Linked DNA regions of Homo sapiens: regions 2, 3, 4, 5 and 6 are each linked to region 1. Evidence: chromatin contacts called from ENCODE Hi-C or POLR2A ChIA-PET data. All regions are on one chromosome and are shown on one strand. Each heading gives the region's core, a stretch centred on a gene start or an enhancer-like site at or near the end of the contact. The rest is flanking DNA. Distances are from core to core; before and after follow the strand shown. Region 1 holds the start of KDM4A (lysine demethylase 4A). Region 2 holds the start of TMEM125 (transmembrane protein 125). Region 3 has its middle 5.3 kb from the start of TIE1. Region 4 holds the start of CCDC24 (coiled-coil domain containing 24). Region 5 holds the start of CDC20-DT (CDC20 divergent transcript). Region 6 holds the start of MED8 (mediator complex subunit 8).

Region 1 (3,232 bases), core at 527-3,026:
AGACAAGTTCAGTTGCACTGTACCCAGAACTCAAAGGACAAAATTTAAACTGGCAATACACGGAAAACTTCATAACTGATTGGAGAAAGCAAAATAAATACTTTGTTTTTAGATGAGAACTTCAGCTAAGTGGGTGCATCCCCACAGCTCGGTAACGCAATAGACCACCTCAACTGAAAAAAGACAAAGCATATCAATGAAAATAGGCCATTCTAGAAGGAACACCAGTATGTCCTTTCCTTTACCCACCCTCCTCACTGAGGGTCCAGCAGTTCCGTACCCCCTATCTGGGGCCCAAAGGTATGGCGGTTCAGCTCCAAGACTCTCTTTGAGAGTTGGAGAGCTCAGAAAGGAGAAAAGCGCCTCCAATCCACCAGAAATCTAGTTACAGGCCTGGGAGCAGAACACGGAGCACAACTGTGTAAGGTAGGAGAGAAGGCAAATCCAGTTACCCGTATCTCCTAGGCTTCCTATCAAAAATAAGGCGTGTTTCTAAACAGGCGCTTTTCATGAACCTGGCAGAAACTTTGCATGGCAGGTATACTGTTCTCCCTGTTTTACATACCAGGAAATTTGCCCACAGCCCACTCTTAAGTGCACCTTCCACTGCTCTATACTGCTTACATACTCATCTCCACCTGGACTAAGTCCTCTGCAAGGGCAGCTCCAAGTGTGGAGAAACCCGAAGTTTATTTAATTTTGAAGACCCTCTTAAAAAGAAAAATGAATCCAAAATATCTTACTTTTGCACATTTTATAAAAACATACAATCATGTGAATACAATGTTGGGGCCCTTCCCCGGGCCTTCAAAGGGGCCCTAATGGGCTTCATCAGCCTCTGCCCCTATTCATCTTTGTATGCCTAGAACAATGCATGGCACAGAGTAGGCAATCGGTAACTGTTGAAAAACTGATTTCCTCACCCTCACCTCAATTGTTCATCCCTTCTTCAACCCTAGGATTCCCTTCCCCCAAATCTGTTCCCTGGGGAAAGCTCCCGTTTCATGACACCTTCCCTCCCAATCAGTAACAAAGCCTAGAGATTCAAGAACACCGGCTCCGAAGTCAAAACTCTGAATACAGATCCGGTCTCTGCCGTTTATTAGCTATGTGACCTTGGCTGTGTGAGCTGACTTGAGTCTCAGTTTCTCCACCTGTAAAATGGGGATCCCAACCCCCTGCCCTGCAGGGTCGCTGTGATTAGCTCAGATGATGCAAGCGAAGCACTAAGCACTAGGCCCGGTACTTACCCACTCAATAAAGCTAGCTGTTGCTAACAACCCCCTCGGACTCCCGCACCCTTCCCTCGCAGCCGCTCCCGCGAGCATCACTCCAAAGGCAGCGCACCCTGCTCCCCACCGTCCCCGAACCTCACCGCGCACAGGTTCGGCCCCTCCCGGCCCCGCCGCCTTGGCGAGTGAAGCTCGGCCGCAGGAAGAAGAAAATAAGGCCCAGATGACCCGCCCCCCTCTCCCGAGGTCCATTGGCCTTGAAGATTGGAAAGGACCAATCTCAGAACCCATTCTGGAAGCTCCTTCTCCTATTGGCCGAGAAACATGCCGATCACTCACCGCTGGAAGACCCACCCCCACCGCCCCTCCCCCACCAAAACTCACGGTCACTGCTACAGCGGCAATGATCCTCGAGAATTCCAAAACCCTATAGTTCTCACCTACAGCCCAAAGCCCCGCCAGGGCTTAGGCTCAGCTCCTGCTGTCGCCACTGGCCGATCCTACTGCTTTTCCAGCAGGCGAAGGCCGAAACTCCGCCTCCTCTAAAGTCGGCATCTGCGCAGCCGTACAGAGTCAACCAATTCAAGGGTGGCTGCAAGCCATACACCAGCCAATGAGCACGCGCCGCAGCCACCTCCCAGTCCCGACCTCAGTGTGCTCAGCCTATGAGCGCCGGCTCGGGCTGTTGCCGGGAGGAAACGCTGTACCACTAGGGACCGCGGCCAGTGAGCCTCTAGCTGGATCGCGAAGCTGGCCAATCATAGGCGGGCTCCTGGTCACCCATAACTAATCAGGGTTGAAAGAAGCTAGTACCTGGAAGTGGGCCGGTCCGGTAGATGGGTAAGGGCGGTGAGGTTACTATAGGATGTCGCTAACGAAAGGATAGGCCAAAGTTTTCTTGGGATGAGTATCCTCTTTGCCTAACGTGGAAATGTGTCGGGGCCCTTAGGGGCAGCTTCCGAGCTCAGGGAGTGCTGAAAAGATGACCGTCTTGTCCCGGTTTGTCCTGGGTGTCTCGGTTTTCAAAACAAAATCCCGTGGCCTTGGAAACCCCTCATTCGCTGTCAAGCCTGAACAGGGAAGGGAAGCTGCCCTGAGGGTCATTAGGACAGACCATGAGGGAGGCTCTCCTTAGGGTCATTAAAAAGCAATTCCTGGCCGGGCGTGGTCCCTCACGCCTGTAATCCCAGCACTTTGGGAGGCCGAGGCGGGCGGGTCACCTGAAGTCGGCAGTTTGAGACCGCCTGACCAACATGGAGAAACCCCGTCTCTACTCAAAAAAAAAATACAAAATTAGCCGGGCGTGGTGTTGCATGCCTGTAGTCCCAGCTACTCCGGAGGTTGAGGCAGGAGAATCGCTTGAACCCGGGAGGCGGAGGTTGCGGTGGGCCGAGATCGCGCCATTGCACTCCAACCTGGGCAACAAGAGTGAAACTCCGTCTAAAAAAAAAAAAAAAAAAAAAAAAGCAGTTCCTCAGTGAGCGGGGATTTGGGGGATCATTAGGAGCAGCTCTTGGGGCGGAGAGGGGGGCATCCTGGGAATCAGAAGAGGCACTTCTGGAGGGCGAGGGGGCTTCCTAGAAGTCATTAGGAGCGGTTCCTGAGGGGTAGTGAGTCGCCTTAAGGAATTCCCAGATTGTCAAGGGTAGTGGGGAAGGTCAAGTAGGAAAGTAAAATACCCACAACCAGAGTCATAAAAAAATATACAGAATTACCATGGATGAATAATGGGGTAGTGCCCTGGAAAGAGCTATATGGAGTCAGGCCTGTGTTCAAAACTAGTAACTTCTCTGAGCCTGGGAGTTCACATCAATAAAATGGAAAAAATAATGCCTTGCAAATTTTGTAAAGATGAGAGTTAATGAATGTTGGCAAAAAGAACATATTTCATAGAATGCTATGGACCAATCATGATTTATGCCTCAGGCTGGGTACATGCCTACTGAAAAAAAAATCTTTAAAAAAAATAGTTTCAAAAACAGAAATGACTGTTTCAAAAA
Region 2 (3,232 bases), core at 1-2,500, 380 kb after region 1:
TCCAGTGGGGCCTAGAGCCTGCATAGATGCTCAAAGCGTGCTTTTTGAATACATGAAAACGATGTTACCCCTCCAAGGCAGGACAGGGCAGAAGACGTAGGTCCTGGGTCATTCTGGGAATATTACTATGTGGCCGTGCACAGGTTACATCCTGACGAGGTATCTGTCCTCCCGGAGACTCCTCTGCAGAGGCTGACCCCTACCCCCGAGGTGGGCGGGGGCTGGTGCCGATGCTCTCAAGGAAGTGGGGGAGGTGGGCGTGGCCGTGGAGTCAGTCCCAGCATTCCCCTGGGCTGTGACTTCGTTGGTCTGAAAATGCTTGCACAGGTGTGCTGAGACAACGGGTGTCAGGCTGGGGGCGGGGTGGAGGTTCTCAGGGGAGAAGCGAGTGGGAGAACATGGGGGCGGTGGGGCGTTGGGGGACAATGGGGGAACTCACGAGAAGCCTGGATGTGCTGGATCCGATCCGAGAAGGCAGGGCCGAGCAGGTGGGGCACTCTAGCTTGGTTTCCGGGGAGACACTTCACCTGCCTAACCTGCACTCAGGTGAGCCTGCCGGGAGGAGGATGAACAGGTGTCGTTTCCAGGGCAGGGCCTGAGCCGATTGGCTGACGTGGCACTGCTCCTTCTGCTGGGCTGAGGCATTCCTGTGAAGGGAGGGGCTTCTGTCCGCTGCAGTTAGGGCTCGGAACACAATTCGCAGACCTGGGCAGCAGGAGGAATGTCGTCTATCTGCCCCAGAGCCTGGGCGCCAACCCATTCCACAGCTCCGACCCCGATTTAGCTTTAGCTCCAGCTTCAAAACCAACCCCTAACTCTAGCTGCAGCTGCAAACCCTAGCTAGAACTCCCAGCTTCCACCCCTGCCCCAGCTCCTGCGTCACATCTCAGCCCCAACCCCCAGCCCCATTTCCAAATTCAATTCCAGTCCCAACTCCAAATCCAACCCCTAATCTGGCTAGAAACCTCAGCCCCCAACTCCTAACTCCAACTCAAATTCTGGACTAAGGTCCTAGATCCCAACCTCACGCTCAGCCCGAACCTCGACTCCTGTTCCTGAATCCAGCCCCCAAACCCAACGCCAACCTCAAACCCAGCTTTAGCCCCAAATTCCAACATCAGCGGACCCCCAAACACAGCCCCAGTACCTCCATCCCTTGGCCCTAGGCTGCAGCCTCCAAAAGCCCCGTGCTCATTCTCCCTCAAATGAGCCCCACAGACTGGATCCTACTGGGGAAGCAGGATTTGAGTGAACAGGGAGGAGGGGTGAAGGCCTTTCAGGCAGGAGACAGGAACTCCCAGAATAAACACTTCAGAAGAAATGCCACACTCCTTCACAAGGCTCATAAAGCCCCTGCCATATACACCAGGCCAGTCATTTGCCACTGGCACCCTGCCCTCCTCTCTGCCCTTCCAGTTTTTGAACTCAAGAGTTCTCCCTTGCCTGGGATATTTGCCACTCCCCAGCCTCAGTCTGGGCAACTTGCATTCTTCAACTGAGATGCCACCTCCTCCAGGAAGCCTTCCCTGACTTGCAGGCTGGTTTAGAGGTGCCTCTTTGGTGCACCCATGGCCCCTGTGCTTCCCCAACAACTACTCTTACTGCAATATGCTTAATTGCCTATTATGTATTTACCTGTCATTCCCTGCTAGATGTGTGGTCCCCAGCAAGCAGACGGACAGTGCCTCTTTTGCTAATCATCATGACCTCAGTAGCTAGTATGTAGGACGTAATCAATACATATTTGTTGAATGATTGATTAGCAGACTAAATGATAGCATGAACTGACAGCTGTGGGGGTTTTGAGCAGGAAGCATGTGAGAGGAAGCTGGAAAGACAAGTTTGGCTCAGGCTGTTCAGGGTCTTGAAGGCCCATAGTGAGGCACTTGGGCTGTGTAAGGGGCCCATGGAGGGTTCTAAAGTTTAATAGGGACATGGTGGGAGCTTCTAATAGGCAAATCTGGCACCACACACACACCACCCTCCGGACTGGTGAAGGGCAGGCTGGCTGGAGCTGTTGTAGGCTGTCCCTCATCTCCTGGATCAGCCCCTGTGATGTCTCTTGCTTTCTCCTCCTGATGTGTATGAACTAGAAAAGAAAAACAAGATCACCCTTATCTTGTTATTATCAGTTCACAAAATAATGGTGCTCGACCTGCTTTCGCATCTCTTTGCTTTGTTCTGCGGAGATGACTGGAGGCCAGTCATAATTCTAGAACAGCCCTGTCCGCTAGAAATATAGCCTGAGCCGCCGGGCATGGTGCCTCACGCCTGTAATCCCAGCACTTTGGGAGGCTGAGGTGGGCGGATCACGAGGTCAGGAGTTCAAGAGCAGCCTGGCCAACGTGGTGAAACCTCGTCTCTACTAAAAATACAAAAATTAGCCAGGCATGGTGGCAGGCCCCTGTAATCCCAGCTACTCAGGAGGCTGAGGCAGGAAAATTGCTTGAACTTGGGAGGCAGAGGTTCAGTGAGGCGAGATTGTGCCATCGCACTCCAACCTGGGTGACAGAGCAAGGCTCCGTCTGCGGGCGGGGGCTGGGGCACGGGGAAGAAAAAAGAAATATAGCGTGAGCTACATATATAAACTTTTCTAATAGCTGCATTCAAAAATGAAAAAGAAACCCATGAGATTAATACATTTAAATTAATACATTTTAATTCCAAAACACATTTTTATATATGTTATTGATGAGCTATTTTACAGTTTTATTTTGTACAGGGTATTTTATTTTTATTTTTAAAAATAGAGATGGGGGTCTCGCTATGTTGTCCAGGCTGTTCTCAAACTCCTGGGTTCAAGCGATCCTCCTGCCTTGGCTTCCCAAAGTGCTGAGATTACAGGCGTGAACCAAAAGTCTTGAAAATTTGGTAGGTATTATTTTATACTTACAGAGCATCTCATTTATCCCAGCCACACTGCAAATGCCCAGGCACCACATCTGTCATGTGGCTGTGTCCTTACTGGATGGCATGGCTTTAGATGTCCTTTCCCTCAGAAAAAGGTCAGTGCAGTCTGGATCAGGAGGATGGTTGGGCGGAGTGGGGTGGGGAGACAGTGGTGTGGCATTGCAGGTGTTCATCCTGCCAATTTGCAAAGCATTATAAAGGTATCCCCTTTATAATAAAGGGGCTTGACTCAGAGGAGCAGGGGAGCCAGGGGCCCAACAGGGCTTGCTGGCTGCAGATTCCTCTTGCACACATCTGACATTTATTTACCCACCCTGGTCCC
Region 3 (3,232 bases), core at 259-2,758, 350 kb after region 1:
AACTGCTTTATGCCCCTTAGAACATTCATTTGGGTCTTTTGTGTGGCTTCTTACAATGCCCTTAGGGTTTTAGACCACATGTAAATACATGTGGAAACATTTGACAGACTCTTAAAAATGTCTATGAATTTGATTTAATTTTCTCTATAGACAAACTCCATAGTCTTCTTGCAGAAATGATGCTCAGTTGAGATCCATTTGGGTGAAATTGTTATGCAAATTATGCATAAAAAAGCTGGTGAAATTCGGGACTGGATCAACAGAGGATGAGTCAGGGGGGAAAGAATGAACCTCTCTAAGTTGCTCCCCAAAAATGAAGTCAGGGCTATCTGAATTAAAGTGTCAAATTGGTACTCTTCTAAGTAACGGAGACCTCTCCCAATTAAACTTGCCAGACTGGGGTGGGTTACATGGGTGACCATGCAATTATTTTTCAAAATAGTGAGAGGCCCGGCACAGTGGCTCATGCCTGTAATCCCAGCACTTTGGGAGGTCGAGGCAGGCAGATCGCCTGAGGCCAGGAGTTCAAGACCACCCTGGCCAACATAGTGAAACCCCATGTCTACTAAAAATACAAAAAGATTAACCAGATGTGGTAGCACGCGCCTGTAGTCCCAGCTACTTGGGAGGCTGAGGCACAAGAATTGCTTGAACCCAGGAGGCAGAGGTTGCAGTGAGCTGAGATCATGCCATTGCACTCCAGCCTGGGTGACAGAGTGAGACTTTGTCTCAAAAAATAAAAAAGAATAAATAAAAGATAAACAGTGAGAGTCCCATCTTTGCTTCTTAAAGTCAAACTATTATATATAAACTATGTAAAGTCAGTATGTGAAGTAGAATGCTGCTTTGTTTTGCTCAGTGATTTTAAAGGGAAGGGGTAGTTGCAATTTTCCTCCCAAATTACATTCCTGTGTTCTCCTGAAGCATGCCCTTGTGTCTTGGCTCCTAGAATATTTTGAAAAGTATTTAAGATATTTCTTTGTTATGTGCAACTCCAAATGCTGGCATCTTTTTATATGCCAATAAGTGCCTTAACTCTCTGTACTGTTTGTCACAATTGCTTTTCGAAGAACCAAGTAAATGCTGCCCAAACAAATTAGAAAGTTTTCTTTTGGTTGAAATAAGCAACACTTTAACCCAATTCCTAAGTTCTGCCTTTGCCTGAAATTGACTTTACTGATAAATCATTCTTCATACTGATCAGCAAAGAAAGGAAAAATATCTTGTTCTTGTTGTTGTCCAAAAAAAAGAAAAGAAAAAGAAAGTAATTCTTTTAAGATTTTGTTTAGGTTAATAGTAACAATGGTTGGTACTTTCACTTAACTTCAGCAGCAACTAAAGCCACATTGTCAATTCAAAAACAGTTTTTGTTGTTCTTCCAGGAAATAACTCTGTAGTGAGAGGAAGTTTGCAGTAAATGCTTTTGGAGCATCAGGCTGAGGCTGTGTCCCTGAAGCTAGTGTGTGTGTGTGTGTGTGTGTGTGTGTGTGTGTGTGTGTGTGTGTGTGTTTTCACTCTAGTCAGAAAAGACGTGCCAGGTGTTTGTGACAAGCTGTGATGAGGACTGGAGATTACTTGGAATCCATTGTGTTCTTTTCCTTGTTGGAAAAAGAAAGCTTCTAAAAACAAGCCCTTATTTAAAGGAAGCCCCAGTTAATTCAACAAGGCTCTGAAAGAAGTCCCTTTTATAGAAACTGCTTGACAAAGGCCATTTGGCCCAGAGGAGTCCTGTGAGGTCAGAAACTGAAATCAACACCCACATAGGGTTCAGGCAGTTAGAAGCTCAGAGTGTACTTAGTAAAGCATAACAAACTTTTACCCACTTTGGTCAGAATGGAATTTACCCAGCAATGCAGAGTCTTATGCTAGAACACCAACAAACCTCAATTATAATGGCTAACAGTTGCTACGGGTTTACAGGTGCCGGGAAAAGGTGATGCCTACACCTCATGGACTCTCAGCCTTTTGAGATGGGTGTCACTATTATTATTATTATTATTATTGTTATTTTGAGATGGAGTCTCGCTCTGTCACCCAGGCTGGAGTGCAATGGCACAATCTCGGCTCACTGCAACCACCACCTCCTGGGTCCAAGCCATTCTCCTGCGTCAGCCTCCTGAGTAGCTGGGATTACAGGCTAATTTTGTATTTTTTTTTAGTAGATATGGGGTTTCTCCATGTTGGTCGGGCTCAGGCTCGTCTCGAACTCCCGACTTCAGGTGATCCGCCCTCCTTGGCCTCCCAAAGTGCTGGGATGACAGGCGTGAGCCACCGCACCCAGCCGGGTGTCATTATTATGATCCCCATTTTGCAGATGAGGAAACAGATGCATCCTCAGGTTAGTTAAGTGATGGTGTTCAGCTTTGACCCCAGACAGTTTGATCCACAGCCAGAGAGCTTAACTATGCCCAAGGCCTGTTAGACTATACTACCTAGACAGGAAGAAGGCCAGCACACCCAGGGAGGCTGCTTTCATCTGCATGTCATCCTTCAAACTCTTAAAAATGATTGAAGAAAAACAATCCTTTTGTATCCAGCATGCATCTGAAATTTTATTCTGGAAAACAATGAGCTCAACTCTGTGCTGTGTGATGATGGAGTGGTGCCCTTTAAAAGGCAAGGGCTGACCAGGAGAGATGGGCAGGCATGAATTTTAAGGATGTCTTGCCTTTAAGTTCCATCAGGTCCTTGCTTTAGCTCAGGTCACTCTGAAATCCTAGAAGAATAGCACACCCAATAGCACATGACACAAGTGACTCATTGTTCTTCTGCCTCAAACAACAGCAGCCTACTTAGCATACAAAACACATTTTATGAGACAAAGCTGGCTCGGGCCACAGCCACGCATTCTTTGCAGGAGCCACACATGGGGGCTGCTTTCTGGTTGTTCAATCTTACTTTGTTTATTTATTATTATTATTATTATTACTATTACTTTAGAGACAGAGTCTCGCTCTATTACCCAGGCTGGAGTGCAGTGGCGCAATCATAGCTCACTGCAGCCTCGAACTCCTGGGCTCAAGCAATGCTCCCACCTCAGCTTCCTGAGTAGCTGGGACTATAGGTGTGTGCTACCACCCCTGGCTTCAATCTTACTTTGAGGATAAGAGGTAGTGACAACACAAGTCCATTAGTGCTCATGATGCATGATTTATTTCGTGGTGACACAGGGATGATGAGGAAAGGCTTGAAGGCAGTGTCTCAACTCCTCTTTCCCTAGCCCTTTCTCCCT
Region 4 (3,232 bases), core at 424-2,923, 340 kb before region 1:
ATGGGGTCTCCCTGTATTGCCCAGGCTGATCTCAAACTCCTGGCCTCAAGCCATCCTCCCGCCTCAGCCTCCCAAAGTGCTGGGATTACAGGCATGAGCCACTATGCCCGGCCTTTAATTTCCTCTTGTGCAAAATGGAGATTTTGCCCACCTCCTCAGGCTGTGTGAGGATTAGAATAAGAAGTTGCTGCCATCCACTTATGAATATTTTATCTCATTCAGTCCCAGCTGTAAATACCATTTGTGACCATCCTCTTCAGCTCTCCCTGCCTCCCTAGCCCAGCCCTCACTCCTGTTCTCTAGGCCAGAGGAACAACCGCCTGCTGGACATGGCTTCCTTTCTTCCCTCTTCCTACAAAGCTCTTCTCTTTCATCTCCCTGAAAACTGCTCCTCATACTACAACACGCAGATCAAACCACTTTCTCCAGGAAGCTTTGCCTGTCCCCAGGCTAGGCAGGTGTTTCCTCTGGGTTTCAGTAGCCCTCATGGGCTGATAATCTCTATCACAAGTGGCGGTGGAAGTGCCCAGCCCGTGACTGGAATCTCCTGCATGGAGCCAGGTGCAACCCACCAGTGGGCTAGGGCCCTCTGCCAAGCAGGGACAGATCCCTCTCTCCTACCATCACCTTACCTGGGCCCACCACCTCTCATCTGGAATATCTCCTGTTCTGGCAAATCACACCTGGGCTCCTCCAAGGCAAAGTGCAGGACCCTGGGGCTATACTGGACCCAAGCTTGGGCCTGGTCCCTGCAGAAGGTGCACAGGAAGGAAGCTGAGAGGCTCCTTTCTGGAAACCACAGAAAAGGCAACCCTGGCTCCTTGTTAGGGGCAGCGCTAGCCCACCTGGTATCTAGGGAAAGGGCCCAGGCCTGAGGCTCCCACCTGCCCTCACAGATGGCTTTGTGGCGGAGACCCTGGAGCAACTGCCGGAGCTCCTGGCGCAAGAGGTCCTTTAGGAGAGGCGGTGGTGCCAGAAGAGAAGAGGGGTCAGAGATGGGGCGGGAGCTGGGGGCTTGAGAGGATCGAGCCTCTTGGAGCAGTGCCCGTAACATCGCCACCTGCAAGGAGAGCTGGGATACCTTGCGACTGGGGAGGGGAGTGTCCGGAATGGTGGGGGCTGGGGGAGTGAGGGAGAGGGCGGAGTCAAAGGGGAGACCAGGATAGGATCTCGGGAGTTACCCGGCAGGGCCAGGGACCCGCAGAGGTGGGAAATCACCCGAGTCGTGGGGCAGGCCAGGGGCGTGGCCCACCTTCCCTCTCCCCACCTCCGCCCGCAGCTCCAGGCTCAGGTCCACCGCCGCCTCCCCCAGAATCCTCTTCACTTCGCGTCGCTCCCGGAGCGGAACGTGCTCCTCCACCAGCTCCCACAGCGAGGGGGAGTGCCGGAGCATGACCCACCGACGCCGCCGTCCCCGGCTCGGACCTACGGGCCGCAGGTCAGAGTGCGGGAGGTACCGCGGGCCCGCCGGCAACGCTCACCAAACCCCGCCCCTCTATGGGCCCCGCCCTCTCCCAAGCCCCACCCGTGCTCTGCCGCTGGTCCCCTCGGCTGGGATTGCCCGTTCCGGAACTGCCAGTCCTTGGCGCTCTCTTCTGCCCGGCTTTTGGCCGACTCGGATGCCGGGGGCCCAGAAACCAGGCAGTGGGAACCAGGGCCCTAGCCCCACCTCTTCCGCGTGGCCATCACCCGGGAAACCACGCCGCGACTCTAGGGCCCCGCCCCCTCCCGTGTTTGGTCCGGCGGGCGGCGCGTGCCGGCTGGGAGTTCAGACTCACCTCGGCGCTCCACCGAGCCCTGACCCAAGCACTTTGGGCTCGGCCCTGGGCACCTTTAGGCCTCAGGGAACGTGTTAAGACCTGAGAAATCTGGGTCCACGGGTTTATTACTTCGTCGCCTCCACTGTCCCGGAAGCAGTGCAAGGACAAACTTCCCCTTAAGGCCAGTGAAAGCCTAGGGAGTGGCAGCGCTTGGAGAACCAGGATGGCCCGGGTCAGGTTTACTTGTTGGGCCAGGTTCCCCAAGTGCCCTTCCACCACAACACACTCAGGGTAACCACGTTCAGGGACCCGACCCCCACCCCCAAACAGACAAGGGAGCTGCTCCATTCACGTTTTTTACTAAAGCACCCACACAAGTTTCTGTGCAATGTACAAACACAAGCCGGCCCTGGGGCTCCTGCCTCCTCTCTCAGACAGGGAGGCGGGAACCAGACTTACTGATCCAAGCCCCACCTGCCTCCCATGCAAAGGCCAACCCCAAGATCCCAGGCAGCGACACAGCATCCCCTCTGGTCCCCTCCTGGGGCTGCTCCTCAGCAGGGGGCGCACCAAAGCTTGCCCCCTACAATGTTGAATGAAAAAGGTTTCCCCTCCCCTGGGAGCAAGGGGGTTCCCAAGAGCTGAGAATTCCCCCTGGAAGAGACACTGCCCCCTAGACATACCTCCCACCCTTCCAGGCCCTAGGGGACTCAAGGGGGGGAAACTGAGGCACAGAGAGGTGGAGTGACCTAGCCCAGGCCACTCTGCGAGGCAGTGCAGGGGCTGGCCCGACCCTGACAGTGACTGGGGCTGGGCTAGGGGGAGGGGGTCGGGAAGGAGGGTTGACTCCAAAGAGGGCCACACTTGAAGAGCCTGCCCAGGCAGGAGGCCCCCCAAAGTGGGTTCTGAAACTTCCAGGTGTAGCTAGGGGGCCTAGTGAAGACCCTTGGAAAACAGAGCCCAGTCTCAGTCCTGGAGGTCCTCCACAGAGCAGCTGCCAGCCAGGCTGTGGTCAGTCCTCTGGCAGGCAATCTTCGGCACCGAGAGCCTCTGTCCATTAGTGTCAGCCCCGAGGGGGCCACGACGGAGGCCGCCCAATGTCCACTGTGATATTGGTGAAGAGTGGTTGCCGAGACACCTCCAAGACCTGGTACCGCACTGACCCAATGCCGTCCCGCTTCATGGTCAGCTTCGTGTTTTGAATCTTGGTAAACCTAGATAGGATGGAAATGGTCCACATCAGGGCTAACAACTGTAAACTAAAAATAAAATCCTACACCCCCCAACCAACTAAATGGACCCCCTTTTGGCCAAGGGGACCCCAGGGAACCTTAAAAACAGGGTTTCCAGCTATGATGGGAAGGGACGTCAAACATGCCATGTTATGCCCACGCCCTTTTGCAGCTTAGACACAACAAATGACCAGCATTAACGTCAAAGCAGAGATCACAAGACTGACAGAATGCATTGTT
Region 5 (3,232 bases), core at 348-2,847, 290 kb after region 1:
TGCACTCCACAGGTACACACTGTTGTCCAGTGCCACGGCCAGTACATTCCCAGAACTCCAATCCACAAGGTTCAGGTCTGTCAGAGGTGGAGAGAAGAGCATGAGCTTCCTTGTTTGTGTGGTCCCAGGCCCTCTTTCTCCATGCATGAGGCGAGGATAAGGATGCACTTACAATAGTCATTTCGGATTTCAGGCGCATCCAGGATACGGTCTGGCAGGGAAGGAATGTAACGGCAGGTCTTCCGGCTGGAGCCAGGAGTGGCCTTTTGGCTGTAGAGTACTTTCAGTCTGTTCTGATAACCTGTGGCAACGGAGTGAGTCTAGACGCTGGGAAAATCAACACCTCCCTTGCCCTCAATCTTAGATAGGAAGAGGAGACAGATATCTGTGCTCAGCCCTGGAGATGAACTGACACCTCCCTCCAGGAACCAGGAACTTCGGGTCTTACCCTCTGGCGCATTTTGTGGTTTTCCACTGAGCCGAAGGATCTTGGCTTCCTCTACATCAAAACCGTTCAGGTTCAAAGCCCAGGCTTTCTGATGTTCCTGGCATAAAGGGTAGTGAAGGAGCAAGATGGTATTATCCAAAGAACAGTCAGGTCCCGTGCCTTAAGCCCCTCTGGGACACATACCTTCTTGGTGGGCGTCTGGCTGTTTTCAGGCTGGTTCTCCTTGCTCAGGAGGAAGCTGGCCACCTCCATCTGGGCAGCACTGCGATGGGGGATATAGCGGTCACCGCCAGGTTTGCTAGGAGTGGTCTGAACCTTGGAACTGGATTTGCCTGGGGCGGAGAAAGAGAAGACAGTCTGACCAGGCTCCCCAGGGAGAAAGTATGAAGGCTGCTCTCACTCAGTTCCTTTGGCACCTCACTGACCAGGAGTTCGGCCCGGAGTCCTGCCGGCGCTGTGGGATCGGTTGGCGGCCCGCATGGGTGAGGGGGCCGGGCCTGCGGCTTCCTTGGCTTTGCGCTGCCAGCGCGCAGGGGGTGCATTGGGGATGGGTGCATCCAGCTGAAGCAGCGAGTGCAGGTCACTCTCGAACGCGAACTGTGCCATGGGAGCGCCCGCAGGGGGAGGGGTCCTTGCAGTTGGTGCCTACGGAGCCCTGGAGGAAAGGAGGCGACGGTGCTCAGGGGACAGAAAGGGACCCCTTCGCTCCTGGCCGGCCACAAAATCAGGGCCACCCTCGGCTGCAGCCCCTTCCGGCCTAGCACCCCCTCCCCCTGGCCACGGCCCCACCTCGGCTCAGCCCCACCACCTCTCACCGTGCCCTCCGGAGCAGTTCCGACCGGCTTTAACACGCCTGGCTTACGCCTCTTAAACTCTCCGCTCCGAGCGCCTATTGGCTCCTTCAAAATCCAACCGTCGCAACCGTTGCCCTAGCCCATTGGCCTCTCCGGCGAAGGGGGCGGGCCTTCCGGGGAAAGTCTCAGCTATCACGAGAGTCTAGCGGCGGAGCGCGATTTGAAGGGTACGAGAGGGGCTGGGAGCCGGCGCCAGAGGACTAGTACTGGAAAGCCGGCCGGGACAGGGCGGGGCAGGGCGGGGCCGGGTGGGGCCTGCGCTGCCTCAGCGTCCTGGAGTCGTCTCGGTTCGCCCTTTTGCGTGCCTTCCACCGCCGCGAGCTCGGAATGTCTGGCCCCGGGTGCTTCAGGGTCCGAGAACCTGCAGAAGTTCACACTTAAATCCTACACGAGAGTCGTATTTATGATGCAGAACTCGGTGCAGAACCCGATGGAGTGCCCAAGGCGCTTGAGCCGTTCCTAGAAGGGGAAGGAGAGCCGCGGGCGGCAGCGGGGCAGGGGACGGAATTGGGAAGCTTGGGAGCAGGAAGAAGGCCAGAGCTACTTAGGGTACATTCCACTTTTGCTTGGCGCCGGGTAGGAACCCTGCTAGAAAGGAAGTAACGTGTGTTTGTCTCGTTTGCTGTTGTTTTACAAACAGGGAAAATGAGGTTGAAAAGGGTGAATGAATTCCTTAAGGTCAAGAAAAAGGATCGGTATTCAAACCTGCCTATCTGGAAGATAAGCTTAGACTGCCCTACAGGAGGCACTGTGGCTTATCCCCTTGGGGCTTTAAAGATGTGAGGACCTTAGAGATCCATTAGTCTAACCTGTGCGTGGTGCAGCCTCCCCACCCCGACAACAAATCCATATTTTACAGATGGAGAAACGGAGGCCCAGGGAAGGGATGTGCCCGAGGTCATACAAAGAAGTTTGTGGGAATCCAGGTCTGACTCGCACTCAATCTAGTGCTCTAATAATGACTTGAGTGAATTGTATGAATGTGCTCAGAGGTGGAGCAGCAATCATAAAAGTAATAATGGTACCATTTATGGACCATCTAACTACTGTGTTAAAACAATTTACAGGCCATGCGCGGTGGCTCACGCTTGTAATCCCAGCACTTTGGGAGGCCGAGGCGGGCAGATCACGAAGTCAGAAGATCGAGACCATCCTGGCTAACACGGTGAAACCCCGTCTTTACTAAAAATACAAAAAATTAGCCGGGCTTGGTGGCGGGCGCCTGTAGTTCCAGCTACTCGAGAGGCTGAGGCAGGAGAATGGCGTGAACCCGGGAGGCGGAGCTTGCAGTGAGCCGAGATCGAGCCACTGCACTCCAGCCTGGGCAACAGAGCGATACTCTGTCTGAAAAAAAAAAAAAAAGTTTACATACATTATCGAGTTCAATCCTTAATCCCATAAGGCAGATAGATACCCCATCTTCCCTTTACAGAAAAAAGAAACTGGGTCAGAAAGATTAGAAACTTGCCCAAAGGCATGCAGCCAATAATAAGTAGGGGAGCCCAGGATTCAAACTATCTGACTAATCCCTGCAATCTAAACAATACGCTATACTGTCCCAGAAAGAGGCTGGAAAAATCATTTTCAGTCATTAGCTTAAAGTCCACTCCGATGCTTACAGATAATGTTATTATCTTTGACTTGAAGCCTTTGCATTCTCTATTTCCAATTACCTTGGAAAATAAGGAATTGGATATGCTTAGGTTAGAGGTGGGGAATTCCCAGAAAACATAGAAAAGGTTGTCTCATGTCAAGTTGGTCAGGGTCTTAAATGTTAAGCTAAAGACTTTGGACTTCATCTGCTAGGCATTGTGGTACCTGTGGGGTTTCTGTGTAGGGAAGGACCAAATAAAACATCTGAGGGGGGGGATATGGCAATAATTTGCAACTTCTGGTGGTAGCTATAGAGAAGGATAAAGGGTATAGCCTC
Region 6 (3,232 bases), core at 212-2,711, 260 kb after region 1:
CTCATCGCAACCTCCACCTCCCGGGTTCAAGCGATTCTCCTGCCTCAGCCTCCCGAGTAGCTGAGATTACAGGCCTGCGCCACCATGCTTGGCTAATTTTGCATTTTCAGTACAGACAGGCTTTCTCCATGTTGGTCAGGCTGGTCTCGAACTCCTCACCTCAGGTGATCTGCCCACCTCGGCCTCCCAGTGTTGGGATTACAGGTGTAAGCCACTGCGCCCGGCTTACTTTGTTACTCTTAATATCTCTGTGCCTCAGTTCCTAAACTAAAAAAAGGAGATGATACAGTGTCCACTTCATAGGGCTGAGGATTAACTGATATTGGTAAAGAGCTTAGAATGGTACTGAGCATGCAGTATGTATGCAGTAATGAATACTATTTCTATCATTATACACATCTCTCACCCTTCCCACCTACTGATATGTTGGCACCTTTCCTGGTGGTGGTGTTTTATCCGAATCTGAGATTTTAAGCTCAGATCTTCTAACTCCAAACTGCTAGTTCCTGGATGAGTGGCATTTGAGTAAGGTACTAAATCTTTCTCATTTTTCAGTTTTCTCCTCTGTGAGAATGCCACCTTCCTTGCACAAGTCTGAATGACACAACATATATAAGGTTCCTTGCATGTTCCTTAGCATTTAACGAATATATCATATCACCTTTCTGGTTTATTACATGTGATTCTCACAACACACTATAAGACAGATATTTTATAAAGAAGGAAACAGGATCCGGGAAGACTCGCCTGAGGTTGCACAGATTAGCTACATGACAGCGCCAATATTGGAACGAGGTCTCAGTCCGACTCAAATGTTTTTTTCATGAAATTAAAGCTGCTTTTCTAAAAGCATGAGCCCTAGAACTAAATAAATTCATGCTGTTTATGGTATTCCAATGCCTAAAGAAATGCAAAAACCAGCAAAGTAAATCTACTGCCGTGTTGCCCATTGAAACTGCAACAGAAAGTCAAAATACAAGTTTTGTTAACACCGCTATAAGTCTTAGAGACGACGACGCGGGTGACATGTCAGTAAACAAAACAAAGCGAACAGTTACTCCTTTAGCTCCCCGAGGAAACTGCGGACCGCGTCCCATACACAGTCCGCAGGGGTACCATAGTCGGGCCTTCCGGGCTGGGCTGGTCCCTGCCGAGGCTACGCAGCCCGGCCACCCCCAGACCTAGAGGAGGCCAACGCCACGCCTGCCCGCCGGACCCTCCCCCTCGGATCTCGGGGCCCAGTGCTGCGCCCGCCCGCCCCTCACCTCCGGCTCCGGGCGCTCCGAGGCCATCACACAGCCCTCCCGCGCCGGCCCGGGCCAGTGAGGGTGTTCCACTCTTGACCCCTGACCTCGCTACCTCGGCACCCAGCAGGAACCGGAAGTTGGTGGGAGGGCCGAGTTCCAGTTTTCTGATTGGTGGACGAAGCCTTCTCGTAGGCGTTTGCTGACTGGAAAACCGGAAGTGAAATCGTGGCAGCCGCCTCGGCCGCCGCAATGCAGGTGAGAGTTGCGTTGGGCGTACTAGCGGCTGGCAAGCTTCGGGTACAGGGACCGAGAGTGGGCTGGCTAAGGAGAATGAAGAGTTGGGACTGAGAAGAGAGGGCAGAACCCACGGCTGATAAGGGAATGTGGGCTGGGGGGCGAGGCTAATTGGAGCGGGAGCGGCGGCGATTAGAGGTGGGGGTGGAGCTTGCCTGACAGGAGACAGTCGGGCTAAATCCGGAGGGAGGAGGCAGCACCTGTTTGCTTGGCGTGGGAAAGGATTAGGTTGTAATACGGGGAGGCTGAGATGCAGTCCAAGGAAGACGGCTCAAGAAGGTGGTGGGTTGGCTCAGGCCCTGTCCTAAGCTGCTGGATGGAGGCTGTTGGTTGCCGATATAGCAGGGGATCTAATTGGAAAGAAGCCCAAGCAGTGAGGGAATTGTGGGCCGCGATGGCTGAAAGCTAAGCAGCTTATAATCAGAGGCCATGGTGGAACCCGGGATCAAGTTTCTGTCAGGCAGGTTTGCAAGACAGTTTTGCATCCCTCTTCCCAGCCTGTGCCCTATAGTTGTTAAGGGTGAAGAAATGGAGTAAAACAGGAGACCACCGATGGGAAGGAAATGCTTTGCAGACCCCCAGCATTTTAATTTGTTTGTCCAGTGCTTAGAAGCATGTGTGGTTTTTGTTTTTCATTTGTCACTTAGTTTCTTGCAGCTGGTAGTCTCAATAAATGTTAATGGGTTGACTGAGCTTGTGAAAGAGGCACGGGAATATTGACACAGAGATAGATGATTGCATATTAATTCAGCAAGGAGAAGGTTGAAACAAAATGATGAGAGCAGATGGAAAGCTGGAGTCGTTGGTTGGGGGAGGGAAAGGGGAGAGCAGGACTGGTGTTCAGAGAAGTCTTCATGAGTAGGCAGATTTCCCAGAGACTGACAAGACAGCCAGGCTCACAGATGCTAGGATGGAGGAAGCTGGAGTGCATGTGCTACAGAGGTGCACATGAGAGAATGATCTCCTGGCATTAGGTCTGTCGAAAATGTCTCAGTGAGGGAGTGTAGGGTGTACCTAACACAGAGAAAAACCAGGCATAGATTAGGAGGTGATGGGGAAAAGGAATCAGTTGGTGGAAGGACTTGGGGTCAGGCAAACAGGTTGGAAGGTCTCAGGGTTGATGCTGTCTATAACCCAAATACCAAAGATAGAAAACAACCTGGCTATCCTATGCCAATGAGATCCTGTGTTACCTGACTGGTGTTGCACACCATCTCCTTGGCTTTCCAGCCCTCCTTTCTATGTGTCATACTCGTTTATCTGGGTGACCAACCTGTTCCTATTGGTGCAGAGAGAGGAGAAGCAGCTTGAGGCATCATTAGATGCACTGCTGAGTCAAGTGGCTGATCTGAAGAACTCTCTGGGGAGTTTCATTTGCAAGTTGGAGAACGAGTATGGCCGGCTGACCTGGTAAGAGTTACCAGGGCAAGCTAGGAAGGGCTTATGGGTGGGGGGGCCTAGCCTCCTGATGAATAGGACATTTCTAATGATGTAACCATTTATCAGTTTGCAAACATCTTTTGATTTGGAAAGAGCTGGGTTTCCTAACATTTAGCAAGTGGATTCCATGGCAAGGAAGTAGAGAAATGCTCAGTTTCCTAACCCAAGTTCTTTCTAGCTTTCAATTCTTACCCTTTGACTTCTCTGGTGAGGAGGTCCTCCCACTACAGCTCTATTCGTGCTGGATCTCT

What was found. A loop is a pair of places that touch in the nucleus more often than their neighbours do. ChIA-PET counts read pairs that join two places held with the same protein, here RNA polymerase II (POLR2A). Pooled maps may share reads with other maps.
Region 2: a pooled map shows a loop between it and region 1 (4-fold over the local background). The contact joins the promoter of TMEM125 here to the promoter of KDM4A in region 1. A Hi-C loop is called at or near these places in 4 of 50 pooled maps. POLR2A ChIA-PET finds 5 or more read pairs at or near these places in 3 of 52 experiments (WTC11 and activated CD4-positive, alpha-beta T cell).
Region 3: a loop to region 1 is called in a pooled map, with 5 times the contacts of the local background. The contact joins the enhancer-like site here to the promoter of KDM4A in region 1. A Hi-C loop is called at or near these places in 2 of 50 pooled maps. POLR2A ChIA-PET finds 5 or more read pairs at or near these places in 4 of 52 experiments (MCF 10A, WTC11 and endothelial cell of umbilical vein).
Region 4: a loop to region 1 is called in a map with no recorded cell type, with 9 times the contacts of the local background. The contact joins the promoter of CCDC24 here to the promoter of KDM4A in region 1. A Hi-C loop is called at or near these places in 1 of 37 single-sample maps with no recorded cell type and 11 of 50 pooled maps. POLR2A ChIA-PET finds 5 or more read pairs at or near these places in 6 of 52 experiments (B cell, GM12878, HEK293T and 3 more).
Region 5: a map of CD8-positive, alpha-beta T cell shows a loop between it and region 1 (6-fold over the local background). The contact joins the promoter of CDC20-DT here to the promoter of KDM4A in region 1. A Hi-C loop is called at or near these places in 5 of 168 maps with a recorded cell type or tissue (B cell, CD8-positive, alpha-beta T cell, chondrocyte and 1 more), 20 of 37 single-sample maps with no recorded cell type and 16 of 50 pooled maps. POLR2A ChIA-PET finds 5 or more read pairs at or near these places in 19 of 52 experiments (A549, B cell, BJ and 13 more).
Region 6: a loop to region 1 is called in a map of CD14-positive monocyte, with 4 times the contacts of the local background. The contact joins the promoter of MED8 here to the promoter of KDM4A in region 1. A Hi-C loop is called at or near these places in 4 of 168 maps with a recorded cell type or tissue (CD14-positive monocyte, chondrocyte and naive thymus-derived CD4-positive, alpha-beta T cell), 5 of 37 single-sample maps with no recorded cell type and 14 of 50 pooled maps. POLR2A ChIA-PET finds 5 or more read pairs at or near these places in 12 of 52 experiments (A673, Caco-2, GM12878 and 8 more).

Annotation. Positions count from the first base shown.
Region 1 is chr1:43,648,693-43,651,924 of GRCh38, reverse strand. It overlaps KDM4A (lysine demethylase 4A), which reads right to left and starts at 1,776. Exons shown (of 22, transcript NM_014663.3): 1 at 1,673-1,776. RefSeq lists a silencer at 1,890-2,009.
Region 2 is chr1:43,268,001-43,271,232 of GRCh38, reverse strand. TMEM125 (transmembrane protein 125) reads right to left here and starts at 1,250. Exons shown (of 4, transcript NM_144626.3): 1 at 1,148-1,250; 2 at 440-552. RefSeq lists an enhancer at 1,116-1,619.
Region 3 is chr1:43,294,112-43,297,343 of GRCh38, reverse strand. No RefSeq gene overlaps it. Among named protein-coding and RNA genes, the nearest start is that of TIE1, 5.3 kb to the left of the region's middle. Within about 2 kb of position 1,508, at least 12 of the 41 ENCODE cell types and tissues checked have a DNase peak (open chromatin) inside an H3K27ac peak, as active enhancers do; they include endothelial cell of umbilical vein, where a contact is called at or near this core.
Region 4 is chr1:43,990,040-43,993,271 of GRCh38, reverse strand. CCDC24 (coiled-coil domain containing 24) reads right to left here and starts at 1,673. Exons shown (of 9, transcript NM_152499.4): 1 at 1,526-1,673; 2 at 1,268-1,425; 3 at 885-1,060; 4 at 633-749. The coding sequence starts at 1,393. It overlaps B4GALT2 (beta-1,4-galactosyltransferase 2), which reads right to left. Exons shown (of 7, transcript NM_003780.5): 7 at 2,104-2,974. The coding sequence ends at 2,824. RefSeq lists silencers at 1,220-1,269, 1,410-1,519.
Region 5 is chr1:43,357,038-43,360,269 of GRCh38, reverse strand. CDC20-DT (CDC20 divergent transcript) reads left to right here and starts at 1,597. Exons shown (of 4, transcript NR_183650.1): 1 at 1,597-1,720; 2 at 2,162-2,228; 3 at 2,370-2,467. CDC20 (cell division cycle 20) reads right to left here and starts at 1,289. Exons shown (of 11, transcript NM_001255.3): 1 at 1,264-1,289; 2 at 874-1,103; 3 at 632-780; 4 at 449-545; 5 at 173-301; 6 at 1-77. The coding sequence starts at 1,054. RefSeq lists silencers at 1,101-1,250, 1,441-1,550 and enhancers at 993-1,501, 1,841-1,900, 2,012-2,520.
Region 6 is chr1:43,388,029-43,391,260 of GRCh38, reverse strand. It overlaps MED8 (mediator complex subunit 8), which reads left to right and starts at 1,461. Exons shown (of 7, transcript NM_201542.5): 1 at 1,461-1,502; 2 at 2,833-2,951. The coding sequence starts at 1,497. It overlaps SZT2 (SZT2 subunit of KICSTOR complex), which reads right to left and starts at 1,362. Exons shown (of 72, transcript NM_001365999.1): 1 at 1,266-1,362. The coding sequence starts at 1,292. RefSeq lists a silencer at 1,042-1,371 and an enhancer at 2,812-2,951.